Regions from separate parts of the Homo sapiens genome. Here region 1 is linked to region 2. Evidence: chromatin contacts called from ENCODE Hi-C data. All regions are on one chromosome and are shown on one strand. The core of a region is the stretch at or near the end of the contact, and the rest is flanking DNA. Distances in the headings are between cores, read along the strand shown. Region 1 overlaps KCNMA1 (potassium calcium-activated channel subfamily M alpha 1). Region 2 holds the start of KCNMA1-AS3 (KCNMA1 antisense RNA 3).

Region 1 (6,560 bases), core at 2,692-5,191, 77 kb after region 2:
CAGATTGTCACAAAGGTCTACAACAGAGCATGCTGATTATATACATATCATCAGAGGACAGACTTGAGAAACTCAGCATGCTCATTTTTGGATTTGAGCTGCATGAACAGCTCTTGGTATTGATTAATGGAAAGATACAAGCCTTTAGTTGTTTGGATGGAAAGAAAACATCTCTAGCATTCTTTTTTCTTTGAACTCTTAGAAACTGAAAAGTCCCAACAGTCCATGTCCAAAGGCGTAACTGCAGACTTCCCAGGCAGCTTTGGAGATCATCCTTCTCCAATTGTGGTACTTGGGGTCAAGTGTAGAAGCAGGGAGACCACTTAGGAGGTTATTGTAATAATCTGGTGAAAGACCATGACACTTTGCATCCAGGTTGGGGCAGTGGGAGTGGTGAGAAATGTGATCTGTTGCATCGACTTTGATGTAGAGTCAGTTACATGGAGAAGTGATTGGTGATTCCAGAAGTTCAGAGAATAAGCCCCCTGGGGAAGGTCATTTTCAGTGAGGAGGTCATTCATGTCCCTGAAAGTCAGTTGTCTGTGGCAGAGCTTGGGTGCTGGTGCTTTTGCTGTGGTCCGTCCCAGCTTCTCTGGCAGGTTGGCATGTGGACTGGGTGTTGGAGAAACTGCTGAGGTCTTCCTTTCCCTGGGGAGGTAGTATCAATGATTCGGAAGTTTTAAAAATGCATCAGCTTGCTGGACAGTGCCCTCAATCCTGGCCCAGACCCATCGTGGAAAAGCTATCATGGTGCAGCCTCTGCATTTTGCATTAGTTGACCTCTTTATGGTAAGGGGCCAAGTCTGAACCCCAGGGAGCTGAGGCCCAGGAATGCTCCTTCTCATTAGAGTTTGGCCTGGAGGTATGGTCCTGAAAACTTTGCAGGTGAGCCCTGTTAGTGGCTCCTCACCCCTTCTTCTCCTCCCTTGAAGGAGGGAGAGCTTCCCCCAACCATGCTGGGAAGGCAAAGCTCTCTTAAGGCAACGACCACTTGCTGAGCACATCTCAGGGCAGAGACAATGAAGAGAAGGCATGAACCACACAGCCAGCTGACATCTCAGGAAGGTGTGGGAGTTTGAAGAATCCCCGCTGTGTGTCATTTACTGGCTACAGGACATTGGGAGAATTACCTAACAGCCCTGGGCCTCAGTTTCCTCAGCTATAAAGTGGGGATAATAATAATAGAACTATCTTCTAAATTTTTTGTGGGGATTAAATGGGGAAATATAAGTAAAATATTTAGAATAGTGCCTGGCACAAAATATGTACCATATTTTGTTTGCTATTAATATTTTATAGTATTATTCATTTATAATATGATAGGTTATGTAGTGTGTTTGGCTATTATAAATATATTGTGTGATTAGTATATTCTCAAGCCAGGCCCAGTCCCCAGCCTTTAGAAACCCACTCCCTGGGGATCTGGTTCAGGGTAGTTACTGGGTCAATCTGTGTATGAACAAACCTCACGCATAATACAGACATCTCGAATTGAGTACCTGCTGAGCCTGGATCTGTGTTGGTAACTTCACATCCATGATCCACAAATGTCTGACATTTATTTTAGAGGTGAAGAAGTTGAATACCAGAGGGTTAAGTGACTTCCGCAGGGCCACACAGCAAGGTTAAAATTAGGTCCCCTGACGCCAAGCCCCTCTCTGTGATCAATGAGTGTTTCCTGATGTCTGCAGTATGCCCTTTGCTGTGGGAGGCACTCTAGGCAGTTATTCCTGAACTGGCTCAAGATTCTGAGTTTGCAAGTCAGGGATTAGGCCTAGGCATCTACCTGTTAGCAGGCCCCTGCAGGAACTTCCAGAGCAGATGGCCTCAATGGCCCAATGGAGACACAATGCTAGAAGGTAGACGAAGGATGGTCTCAGCTCCTGAGGAGTCTTATTACAGAGGTGATCATCAAATTACATGAAAATGCCCAGCAGGTGCTGATTCTGTGCGTGTCTGTGAGGCTCACTCTGAGATGCAGCAGCCTGGTTAAGCGGAGAGGACTGTGGTACTCATGTTGACTCAGCTTAGGGAATTAAGATGCCCTGTGAATGTGGAGAGGTGGGGCAAGGGCAAGGAAGGGGGGACACCGTTTGAGGAAGGTTCAGAGGCATAAAGAACTTGACATGGGACAGGGCTGGTGAGGATTCCCTCTGGGACATTTCCCCCATCTTCCTAGTGAAGACCCATCCTGCAAAATCCGTGGATGGAAAGCAGCGGGCATAACCTCCCAGGGTGGATTACATAACTGGGCTGGGCCTTGGCTGGGGCTGGGCCTCCCTTGCCATCCTTTTCTCCTGGTTCTCAGGTCCTGTGCTCCTCTCATCTACCTCTCTACCTCCTGCTGAGCAGTGATGGTGGAGCAGGGCAACCTGCTCACAACTTCCTGCAGGAGTGGATGATGTGCATGTGTTTTGTGGGGTCTGTTGTAGTCTTATGTCTTTTGCCTGTGAGTGGTTAGGCCAGCTGTGCCCTCACTAGGGGAGCAACAATTGGGACTATGGCAATGGAAGGCAGACCCTGTGGGCTTTTGGAACTTCCTTCTTTTTCACCCATCCTCCTAATTTTGCTTCTGTCCATAACACACAATAGGGCGTTGGACAAGTCAATTCCTCTCTGGGTCCCAGTTTTCTCCTCTAAAATACAGGCTTACGACTAGGTGACCTTGCTTCCTTCTCAAAGTAACATTCAATGACTTTTTTGAACCCAATCTTTGGAACCCCTCTTGGTGTTCTGTTCTTTTGGCTTTGAGAAGGCTTCCTCCTCCTGTATTAGACAGATACTGGAGTAAGAGCCCAGGTTTTCTGGGTACATTTTCCTTTAAACCTCCAGGCAAACTGGAGCTAGTCAAGACATCAGAAAGAGTATCCTGAAGCTCAGGGTTGTGCTTTCAGATCCTACCTCACAAATATTCAGTTGGTATAGGCTCTCTGAGGTCTAAGCTGTCCAAATAAGAAGGATCTGCCTTCTGTGTGGTTGATCCAGTTGCCCATGAAGGAGACTCTGAAAAGAAAAGCCCCTCCACACTCAAGATAATGATTGCCAAGGTTTTGCACTAAAAGCACACATCTGCCTGGGACTTTATGAGTGATGGCTGTGTGTTAGCTGCAGGAGGCAACAGGAGGCAATCTGCCCGAATGGTGGACACCATGGCCAGCCAAGGCTGCCCCATCTCGGTCTTCATCACTTCCCTTCTCAGTTTCTCTCCCCACAAAACTCACCATGAGATGGCTTCTGCGGCAGTGAGGTTTACCATCCAATAGAAAGAAAACCCATGGCAGTTGGCTAACCGACCAAACTTACTCCATTTCCTCTGACAATCGATAGTTATTAATCACCTACATTCTCCAGAAGGCTGTAAACCGCCCTCCCTTCTGTGTCTCTGGGATGACAAATGGAGTCGGGGTTAGCCAGCCCGGCTTTGTGGCATCCAATGTGTTTGTGTTTGTGCTTTGGGCTTGTCAGTTGCCTTTGCTGGGATGAAATAGTGGGGCTTCCACTAGGCATGGTTCAGCAGCTCTGCTAGTGTCTGTGCTTTATTGGGCAATAAATTAACAGTGAGCACTGCCAAGGAAATAGATAAATGGATAGGGTGGCAAGCACATTTTTAACAAGGAAAATGGCTTCGTTTCTCAGTAGCATCATTTAAATGATTAGCTCAGTTGTGTAGTTTCCTTGATTAGGGGATGGGGAGGAGATCTTAAATAAACATGTCTGTAGGAAGAACATTGTGGGGGCATCCTCACTGCCCTTCTTTGGAAGGTTTAGGGAAGGAGAGGGGATTTGTTTAGGACCCTAGGTCTGGGAGAGTCTTGCATTTTAGTCATGTGTGATACATGACTAATTCTGCCTGTGGGTTAAGCCTATAAATAGTGTGTGATTCTGGCTGGCCATATCTGGAGGCTATAATCAGGATAGTCATACTTGAAAGAGTTAGGAGAAATCTTTTATGGCTTGTCATGATCCTTAACTGCATCCCCATGGTAAACAGTGGCAAGAGGGAAGAGAGGGAACTCTTTGTTTGCAAGGCAAATCTCCACAAAGCTAAGAGGAATGCTAGCCATCAGTACAAAGGAAAACCTTCCAGGCTCAAGAGAAGGGCAGTAGAAAACAAAAACATGAATGCCTCCTTTCCATGTATGTACACGTAAACATAAAAGGGTGCCTGCTTTTTCATAACTAATTTCTAGAAGTGGTGCCTTCCCCACTAGAATATCATCTGAATAAGGGGTCTTTGTCATGTGTTCTCTGTGATAGCCCCTGTGCTGGGAATGGTGCCCAGCATATAGTAAGAAATCAACAAATACACGTGGAATAAATGAACTTACAGGTGGACTGCTTTCCACCCTCCAAATTCTATCCATGATTCCTTTACAGCTTAATTACACTTCCACCAGGTCCTTCCCCAGCCACTCCTGCCTGAAGGACTGTCCTCTCCTCTGCTCACCAGTTATCTCTTCTTTTCCTTTTTATTGGAAATTGAGACCTTGTTTTGGACCATGTTTTCTATTGTTTCAATTTGACATTAAAATCTTATAGTATTGATCTCTTTTATATCCATTCCACAAACCTTTTCAGGTTGCTATAAAATTTTTTATCTGTGTTTCTCTAGGAATAGATGAGTTGCCTGAATGTGAATTCAATTCATCTTGCAAGTATAATAGCTTATCATAATAAGCTCTTCATGTAATGTAATAAGTACTTCAGAAAATAATTTAGCCTTTACTGGATTTTTTTTCCCTTCAAATGATTGGTTTGTATGCTTAATCACTCAAGAACTCAGCTTTCTGGTAGAAATTGAACTTGTATTTGCCTGTGACCAACCTACTGATTTTTGTTTTAGAAAAACAGAAACAAAGGGAGAATAAGAGAGAGGCAGGAGGAAAGAAAATGAGAGAGAGAAAAAAGATGAATGTATATTTACATCTATAGCTTACTTCACAATAGGTTTTGAGGACTTATTTACAGCTACCTTATAGAAGATATTTACAAAAAGTAAGTGCTATAGGTTTTGAAATCAGAGAAAAGGGTAGATGAATAGATGCTTCTGCTTTAGGGAATGTATCTTGGTAACTTCTGATAAAGGAAGCTTTTTAAGCTTTCTCTTCTCTGGCGCTTATAATAGGTCCATGTTTTGGTAGGGGGTCTAGAAGAAATAGCAGCTCTTTGCCAAGGGATTGCTTATTGGAACAAATCATTTGCAATAGAAATGTGTTTACTAAGATAAGTGCCATTTTAAATGTAGTGTGCTGTACCCCTGGCAAGGAATCTTAAAGGTGACTCAAAGCCTTTTTGAAACACTGCCATATAATTAAAGAAAACCAACTTAATGATCTAACATTTAGCATTATTCTTTACAGTTTTACACTTGGACTGGAAAACAGTTGCAAAAATAGCTTCATTTAATTAGGATGAGAAACATAATACACATATATAGATGCATGTGTATATATATATATATTTACTTCATTTTAAAAATTATTATTTGTAGAAATAGTCTAGTATGTGTGACCAAGAAAATTAATTTAAGATTTGTGCTTTATTCTTCCCAGTCATTCATCAACAAGTATTCATTGAGGATGCAAGAGGACCTCAGGAGGGATGTACATTCAAGACATACCATCAAAGGGGCTTATTGTCTAGTTGGGGAGATAAGACATATACACAAAAATAGTTAACTGTATGTATCAAGTATTATGGAATTGACTGCCTTCAAAATATGAAAGATGGAAAGTGCTTTGGAATATCAAGCAAGGGGAAATAGGAACCTATACTTTAAGGAGGGTATTCATTCATTCATTCAACAATTGTATATAAAGCATGTACTGTGTTCTAGGTACTCACACCTGGGTGCTAGAGATACAGCAAGGACTGAACAGACCAGGTCTGTGTCCTTACAGAATTTATTTTCTTTTGAGGTTAGGCAAGCAATAGACAAGTAAGAAGTAAGTCAACAATGTGATTTCAGGGAATGATAAGCCAATGAAGGAAATGAAACAGTGTGAGGGGACAGGCCAGTGCTGTGTGCACCTAACTGCATGTACTTGCTTGCTCACAACTCAGTCGTGCTTTAGAAAGGATAGTCAGGAAAGGCCTTGTAGGAGGAGCTGGCCTGGACTCAGACCTGAATAAGGAGAAATAACCTGGAGAAGGGATGGCATTCTGTCCTCACCTTGGAGGGTCAGGAAGATATGGTTTGGAGGATAGGAAAGGGACAGACATTCTAGAACATTTCAGAGTATCTGAGCTTTTTTTTTCCCCCAGGGTGTGGGGTTGTGGTGTTTTGCATCAGGTAAGGCTCAGGTGAATCAATGTATAATTTTGGCAGCCAGAAGGCTGGGAGCTGTTCACAATGAGAGATTTTTTTTGCATCTTCCAGTAAGGCCATTCTGGGATGAAAGATGTCAGAGTGTCTGGCAACCAACTGGCAGCCATTGAACTGGGGATTTATTTAGCACTTACTTCTAGAGAGCTTGCTATGTGCCAGGCACTGTTTTGAGTGTTTTACAAACATATTAACTTACTCAATCCTTACACCTCTTTGTGGTAGATGCTCATCT
Region 2 (6,931 bases), core at 518-3,017:
CACACACACACACACACCCTGTACTGCAAGATCCTAAATTTTAGACTTAGTTCACTGTTTTATATGGTAGCCACTAGACACGAGTGGTTGTTTAAGTTTAAATGAAATTACAGGTTCAGTTTCTCTTTGCATTAGCCACCTTTTGAGTACTCAATAGCCATGTGTGGTTAGTGGCTACCATATTGGGCAGCACAGATAGAGAACATTTCCATCAATCACAAAGTCATATGGGACAACATTTACCATAAAGGGGAAAGGGAACGGGAATGGGCACATGAGTGTAGTGTTCAGTTAAGTAGCATCACGGGACAACAGATGTGAAGTAGTCCTCTTAACTCTCTGCATGTATTTCCTCTGTGATTTCCAAAGGACCACTAACCAGGAGAAATAAGAAACTGTTGTTTTCTGACCCAACACCAGCATGCAATGAAAGTAGGATATTTTTCATTCTATAGAGAACCGTCAATGTGTATTTTGTTATCTGATTTGAACCCTGCACGCGGACAGCACATTTCACGTGTTTTAGCCCATTTGTGGCTGGCACAGGTGTGGCCAGAAAGCCAGCATAGGATCTTGTTTGTGTTTAAGAGAGAAGTTCAGGGAGACTATTCAGGCACATTGTCTGGCAAGTCTAGCACTGGTCAAACCCTCATAAATATTCCTGTCCAATCTGAACTTGAAATGTTCTTGTTGTGGACACCTTTGGTGAGCCAGTCTACTTGAGGACAATCCAGTCTACTAGTTTAGCTTCAAAAAGCATGCACTAGAAACAATTAGAAGAACAGGGTTGCTTTTAAAGCTATCAGGATGGTGTTTGCTGTTGTTTTGTTGTTAAATATCAATGGGTTACTCAATGGTAATAGATCTAAAGAGATGAACATTGTTACATGAATATTGCAAGAAATTTGTGGATCTCTTGGGGACCCTCCAGACCTAGTTTTGAGAATGACTCATATAAACAATTTGCAGAGTCTAATTCATATACTCAGACTAGGGTTCTGAATTCTTTTCCCCCTGGGAGGAAGGAAAAACAGAGGATAACATTGGTTATCTGGGGTAATAAGAAAGCAAGGGGCAGACTACAGCTGCCCTAAGATCTGAGATCTGAGTGACAGAGCCTAGTTCAGGGAGGGGCTGACATGCTGCTGAAATGGGCTTATCCAGCCACACTCAGAGCTCTAGTGAGTATCAGGGTCATTGTGTTCTAAATCATCTGTGGCCAGCTTACCAAATAGGCTGGAGTCTGGCAGAGAATATCTATAGAATTTTCCACAAATCAGAAATTCTGGTTTCCAGAAGGATAAACTTCCCCAAATATCCTGGTGGTCTTGAGTTAATTGTGGCTTCCTGGGAGTTTCTGTCGTTGGTAAGGGTCACATTTTCATTGTCCCTTGACCTTTAGTCTTCTCAGAGTTGACTGGTAACATTAAAATGAGCATGTCTTCACTTCTGTCACTTACAAAGCTCTTAAAAAATTTATAATACTTTAAACATATCACAGTAATAAAAGCAATCGTATCTCTTTACATTGTTGCAGTCTTTTGGATAAAGTCCCCTGAAAGCATTGTCCTGGTGGTTTTCAAACTTTTTTCTTTGATCTTTCAGAATCTTTGTTCAAATGACATCTTGGCTAGACTCCAACATATAGCACAGATAAAAATGGAGTTGGGACTGCAGGGAGAGAAAGGGTGGAGCCCAGCTCACTGGACCTCTGCCTCCACCCCCAAACCACCCTCTAGCCTTTGAGTCAACCACTGAGTCACCGGTGAGCAATCCCTGTGGTTGCCCAGAGCATCATCCCACTAAGTCCTCATAATCACCAGGCATGATTGTGAGGTCATCACAGTGAATTGGTGCACCCCTGGAGGTAGGAAGGCAGCTGAAGAGGGGAGAGAGACACCCTCCCCACCCCCATATGAGGATGGTCTGTGATGATATGCATGCAGGGGAAGGGACTTATCCAAGGTCCCTGATAGATAGGGACTGGAATTTTGGCAGTGTCTTTTCTAGAGTAGAACAAATTTATCAGTTGAATTTGCTGTAGTTCTCTGAAGGTTTCTTTGGCCACATTAGAATTTTTGAGCCCTGGCATCCAAGTAGGCCAACTTCAAAATGGCTGTGTGCTCCACTCAGAGATTCTGCTGTGAAGACTGGCAGGAGATTTTTTAGCCTATTCTGAACTCCAACTGTTCCAGTTCCTCTTGCTTTCCAGAGGTGTGAGCACCTGGAAGCCCCTGCTCTGGTCTACACCCCAGGCTCAAGATTCATCCTGCTCACTCAGCCACTCATGCTGTCACCAGTGATAAAACTGTAAGTGTCAGCAGTTGCATTTGATTCTTGCACAAGAAATAGTTACCCTCTAAAGACTTGTTCATTCTTGTGCCTGTAAAGTGTGGTGTGCCCTATGCATCAGTATTCTTGCCTATGAAATGGGCATGTAGGCTGGGCACAGTGGATCATGCTTATAATCCCAGCACTTTGGGAGGCCGTGGCTGGTGGATCACCTGAGGTGAGGAGTTTGTGACTGGCCTGGCCAACATGGTGAAACCCCATCTCTATTAAAAATACAAAAATTAGCCGGGTGTGGTGGCAGGCGCCTGTAGTCCCAGCTACTCGGGAGGCTGAAGCAGGAGAATCGCTTGAGCCTGGGAGGCAGAGGTTGCGGTGAGCCAAGCCGAGATCGTACCACTATACTCCAGGCTGGGTGACAGAGCGAGACTCTGTCTCAAAAAATAAAAGAAGAAATGGGCATATAAATAGATCTACATAAGACTCACTGGAAGTTTAGAGCTCTTTAAAAAAATGGACAACAAAAAGTTTTTCCAAATAAATGTTGATTCTGGGCCTGGAAAGTTTGAGTGGCTGGCTTCTCAGAGACAGTTACTACCATCCATGCTCTTTAAAGTTCCATTGCTCTTATTCTAACCTTGAAATCAAAGAAACCAAAGCTGTGGTTTCTTGTCTGACCTTGGCTAATGATTTTCTGATTGACTCTACATGCAAAAGAACTGCTGATAAGTTTCTTATAGGGGAGAAAAGATGATGGGGAGAAAAGGAACTGAGTTCATTTCCTAACCTCAGTTTCCCTGCTTACTCACCCAGTGGGTTGGGAGCCACTTGCTGGGTCTGAGTTTCCATAATCACCATAGAAATGGAAGTAATATTATCCTTTTGCCCAGTCGATGGGAGGATGGAGGAATGTCTTAGTCTGTTTGGCCTGCTGTAACAAGATACCATAAACTTGGGGGGCTGATAAGCACATTTATTTCTCACAGTTCTGGAGGCTGGAAAGTTCAAGGTCAAGACACCAGCAGATTTGGTGTCTGGTGAGGGCCCGCTGTCTGGTTCATAGATGGCACTTTCTTGCTGTGTCCTCACATGGTGGAAGGGGCAAGGCAGCTCTCTGGAGGCTCTTTTATAAGGGCATGAATCTCATTCATGAGAGCTCTGTCTCCATGACGTTATCACCTCCCAAAGGCTTCATCTCTTAATATAATTACATTGGTGATGAGGTTTCAACGTATGAATTGGGGGTGGGCAGGCATAAACATTCAGAGCATAGCAAGGAGAATTCAGGGATTGCATTAAGAAAGTAAGTTGCTGAGCAAAGGGACTCATCTTCAAAGTCCAATACAATCTTTATAATCTTACAAAAAGCTTTCCTGGTTTTAGAATTAGCTCCAAGGAATTTGGCACTAGATTTTAGATTTGCTCAGAGAAAGAGTGTGAGAGAGAGAGGGATGTGGCTTTTGTGAGGAATTCCAGCACCTTCCTTTGCAAAGATATGCCCTAAAGAACAGTGGCGGCCTATCCTCAGGACAGAAGCACTTAATTTTGTCTAATTGTGTCAATTTCTAGGAGTCATTGGGAAATTCAGCAGCTAATGAAGATGGCCCTGTTCTGTCAGGTCCCTACTGGAATATTTAAAATTCTGTTTTTCATACTTATCAGCTAAAAGAATTACAGAAATATATTTCTGGATCCTGTGGGGAATAAGAGCAGAAATATACAAAGCTTCTTCTTTCAAGACGGATCCCAGCAGCCCAAGCTAATGTCACAGTTGTGTTAAAGACTATTGATTCCAGCAGGTTCTGGGCTGGGTCTCAGCTTCCCAGGACTGTTCCAGGCTGACCTCCTTTCCCTGGTTCCATCTTTTTTTGGGACTTCTGTGGGCCTTCATTCAGCATGTGGCTTGCGGGTGTCCAGGTCTGCAGGCATACACACCTCTCCTGATCTGAATCAGAGAACAAAAGATAAAGGATCGAGGACAATGGCCTCTTCACTTTTGCTTTCTCTCTTCTTTGGGTTTTACTTTGTGTTTCCAACAGCCAATGGAAGGCTGTTCTATTTAGGGTAAATGACTCAGACTTGGTACATCTCGAATCGTATGTCAGAGCACACTGTTGCCCCTCAAAGCTCAGGAAAGGCTGCATACTCTATCTCCCTCTTGATGGTTTCCTCGTATTTACAAGTTAAAGACCATAGATGTCCTGTAGTAAAGGGGTTAGCTTGCCTCTGTTTATCCCGGTGATTCTAGTGAAACTAAAATGCTTGTTTCTATGGGGCACAGTCCAGATGTGTTGTTCACTTGGATTGACCAATCCTTTCAATAAAGTTTTGATGCAACCATGTGAATCCCAAGTTTTCAGCACTTAGTTTTGTGACCTTGAGCAAGTCACCTAATCATTACATGCCTCAGTTTCCTCATCTGTAAAAGGGGATAATAAAAAGCATCTACTTCACAGGGTTGCATTGAGGATTAAGTGCTTTAATTAAGGTTTTAGTACAGTTTCTGAAATATAATGTATTCTATATATGGTAGCTATTATTATGTTAGTATCCATTATTATTTGCTGGAATCTTTTAACACTGTGCTGAGTGTTGGTACTGTCTTCTTATCATGTCATAGAGCATGGGGTAGTATAAGAATCCTACCTTAGGTCAAAGGTCACAAAGCCCTATTGTTTTATTCCCAATAGTCTTACAGGGAAGATGCAGTTGTCCTTGTCTTATGGAGGAAGGAGGTGAAGCACACCCGAGCGGTAAAGAGGCCCCTGGTCACACAGCCCATACAGGAGTCAAACCCTGGCCTCTGGCTGCAAGCCTGCCATCCCCAAGCGTCTCTCTAAAGCTTCTTGTCAACCAGCCTCAGACAGGGGCCCACAGACACGAACCTCATCTCAGCGTTGGTAGGAGGCACCTTCCACTTGGATTCTCTTCATGTGGTTAAGAGAGTCCTGAGTTCCAATCCTAAGTTCACTCGTCTCTACCTCCTTGCCTTTGTGCAGGTTACTTAACTTTTCTGACCATCAGTCTTCTCTGTTGTAACATAGGGATGGTAACACCCATTTCTTATGCATGCAGTGATGCTTAATGACATAATGTAGGTGGGGTTCATGCACAAGGCCTGGTATATGATGAGTGCTGGTAAATCTTAGCTCCCAATGACACTGTATCAGGCTCTGTGCTAGGGTGCTTTACGAAAATGATCTCATGTAATCCTCACAACACATCAGGATATTGGTACTCTTCATTTTACAGATGGGGAAACTGAGGCTCTGTGGGATTAAGGGACTCACCCAAGGTCATAAAGCCAGATTGTGACATTGAGATTCAAATCTTGGCAACCTTACTTTCTGGAAACACTTTCCCCCTTCCTCTTCTTTAGACCCACATGCAGGCTGCTTGCAGACTCTGTGCTTGGCCATGTTTCTTGGTCAGCAGGGCAGTCGGGCAATGGGCATTTTAATCATGTTTATGCTGGACAGGGCTGTCCCTTGGGCTTGAGGACAATGTTCTTGAACCAGAAGAATATGGCAGAAGTATAATGCCATTTCACCAGGACAGATGCATCAAATTCCATCTTGGGTCTGGTAATTCTGCCACAGATGGTGGCCCATTGATATGTGCATGCTTGGCTGGGGTGAGAGTCTGTGCCAATGTCACAGGACACAGCAACCCCAATGAGTCTGTTTACTTATTTAACAGTCAAGGTGACCAGAAGAGACACTTTCCAACAGGACACAATGAGGAGGTACCCAGCAAGTCTTCTAGCTGATTGGGGGAAGAAACCCAGTGTATTACAGGAAAATGAGAGAGTGCATTTGAATTTGTTTCTAATCTGAATTTTCCATATAAACTCTAGTTAGCAGTTTCAAAACTGTGGACGCACTTCAGCCTAAGGGACAAAAACAAAACAAATGACCCAAGGTACCAGCTGCAAGATGCTGGAATAGGAGGGAGGGAGGGAAGGCCAGTGAGAGGGCAAGATTATTAATATGCTTTTCTTACTAAATTGGCTTTCAGAATCAAGGGGAAGAACCAAGGTGGGTTGTTAAGGGAGTACTGATTTAGATGTGCTGAGCAGTTGAAATGTTTTTGTTTCTCAAACATGAAAGCACTTGGCTTTGCATGACTGGGTTTTAAATTGCTCAGCAAAGCATCACTTGGGGCTAACCTGAGTCTGTGAAGTTCCACAATTCAGGAATGATGGTTACTGCAGCACTCTTGTGTTTCAAGGTTCGTCATGAAGACTAGCATAGATTCCACTGTTCAATTAAAGCAACGTTTACCATGATATTCCTATTTTCCATGATGCAGGGTCCTGGGAAGCATCTCTTTCAGGAAGGGAGTATGTATTCAAGGTCAGTCAGTATATGAATGTGTCTGAGACTTGGATGGCTCAAGGGGATAGAGCTAGGTGTTATCTGGCAGTCGCAAAAGTGAGAGATGATGACAAGGCCAAGGTAGGTAGGAGAATGGGGATCCCTCATTCATTTATCCCATCATTATTTATTGAGCACCAACTGTGTCCCAGGCATTGTTCAAGGTTCAAGCACAAAGCCGTGTTCAATGGGTTCAGGTAGAAACATGCACAGTTACATCACAACAGAGTAAACCATGGGAACTGCATGGTGCAGAGTAGGGGGTA

The links. A loop is a pair of places that touch in the nucleus more often than their neighbours do.
Region 1: a map of PC-3 shows a loop between it and region 2 (4-fold over the local background). The contact joins the enhancer-like site here to the promoter of KCNMA1-AS3 in region 2. A Hi-C loop is called at or near these places in 2 of 168 maps with a recorded cell type or tissue (PC-3 and ascending aorta).

Annotation. Positions count from the first base shown.
Region 1 is chr10:77,271,537-77,278,096 of GRCh38, reverse strand. All of the region lies in intron 2 of KCNMA1 (potassium calcium-activated channel subfamily M alpha 1), which reads left to right. Among named protein-coding and RNA genes, the nearest start is that of KCNMA1-AS3, 76 kb to the left of the region's middle. Within about 2 kb of position 3,941, at least 4 of the 41 ENCODE cell types and tissues checked have a DNase peak (open chromatin) inside an H3K27ac peak, as active enhancers do; they include PC-3, where a contact is called at or near this core.
Region 2 is chr10:77,345,708-77,352,638 of GRCh38, reverse strand. It overlaps KCNMA1-AS3 (KCNMA1 antisense RNA 3), which reads right to left and starts at 1,767. Exons shown (of 6, transcript NR_126365.1): 1 at 1,229-1,767. All of the region lies in intron 2 of KCNMA1 (potassium calcium-activated channel subfamily M alpha 1), which reads left to right. RefSeq lists an enhancer at 1,166-2,365.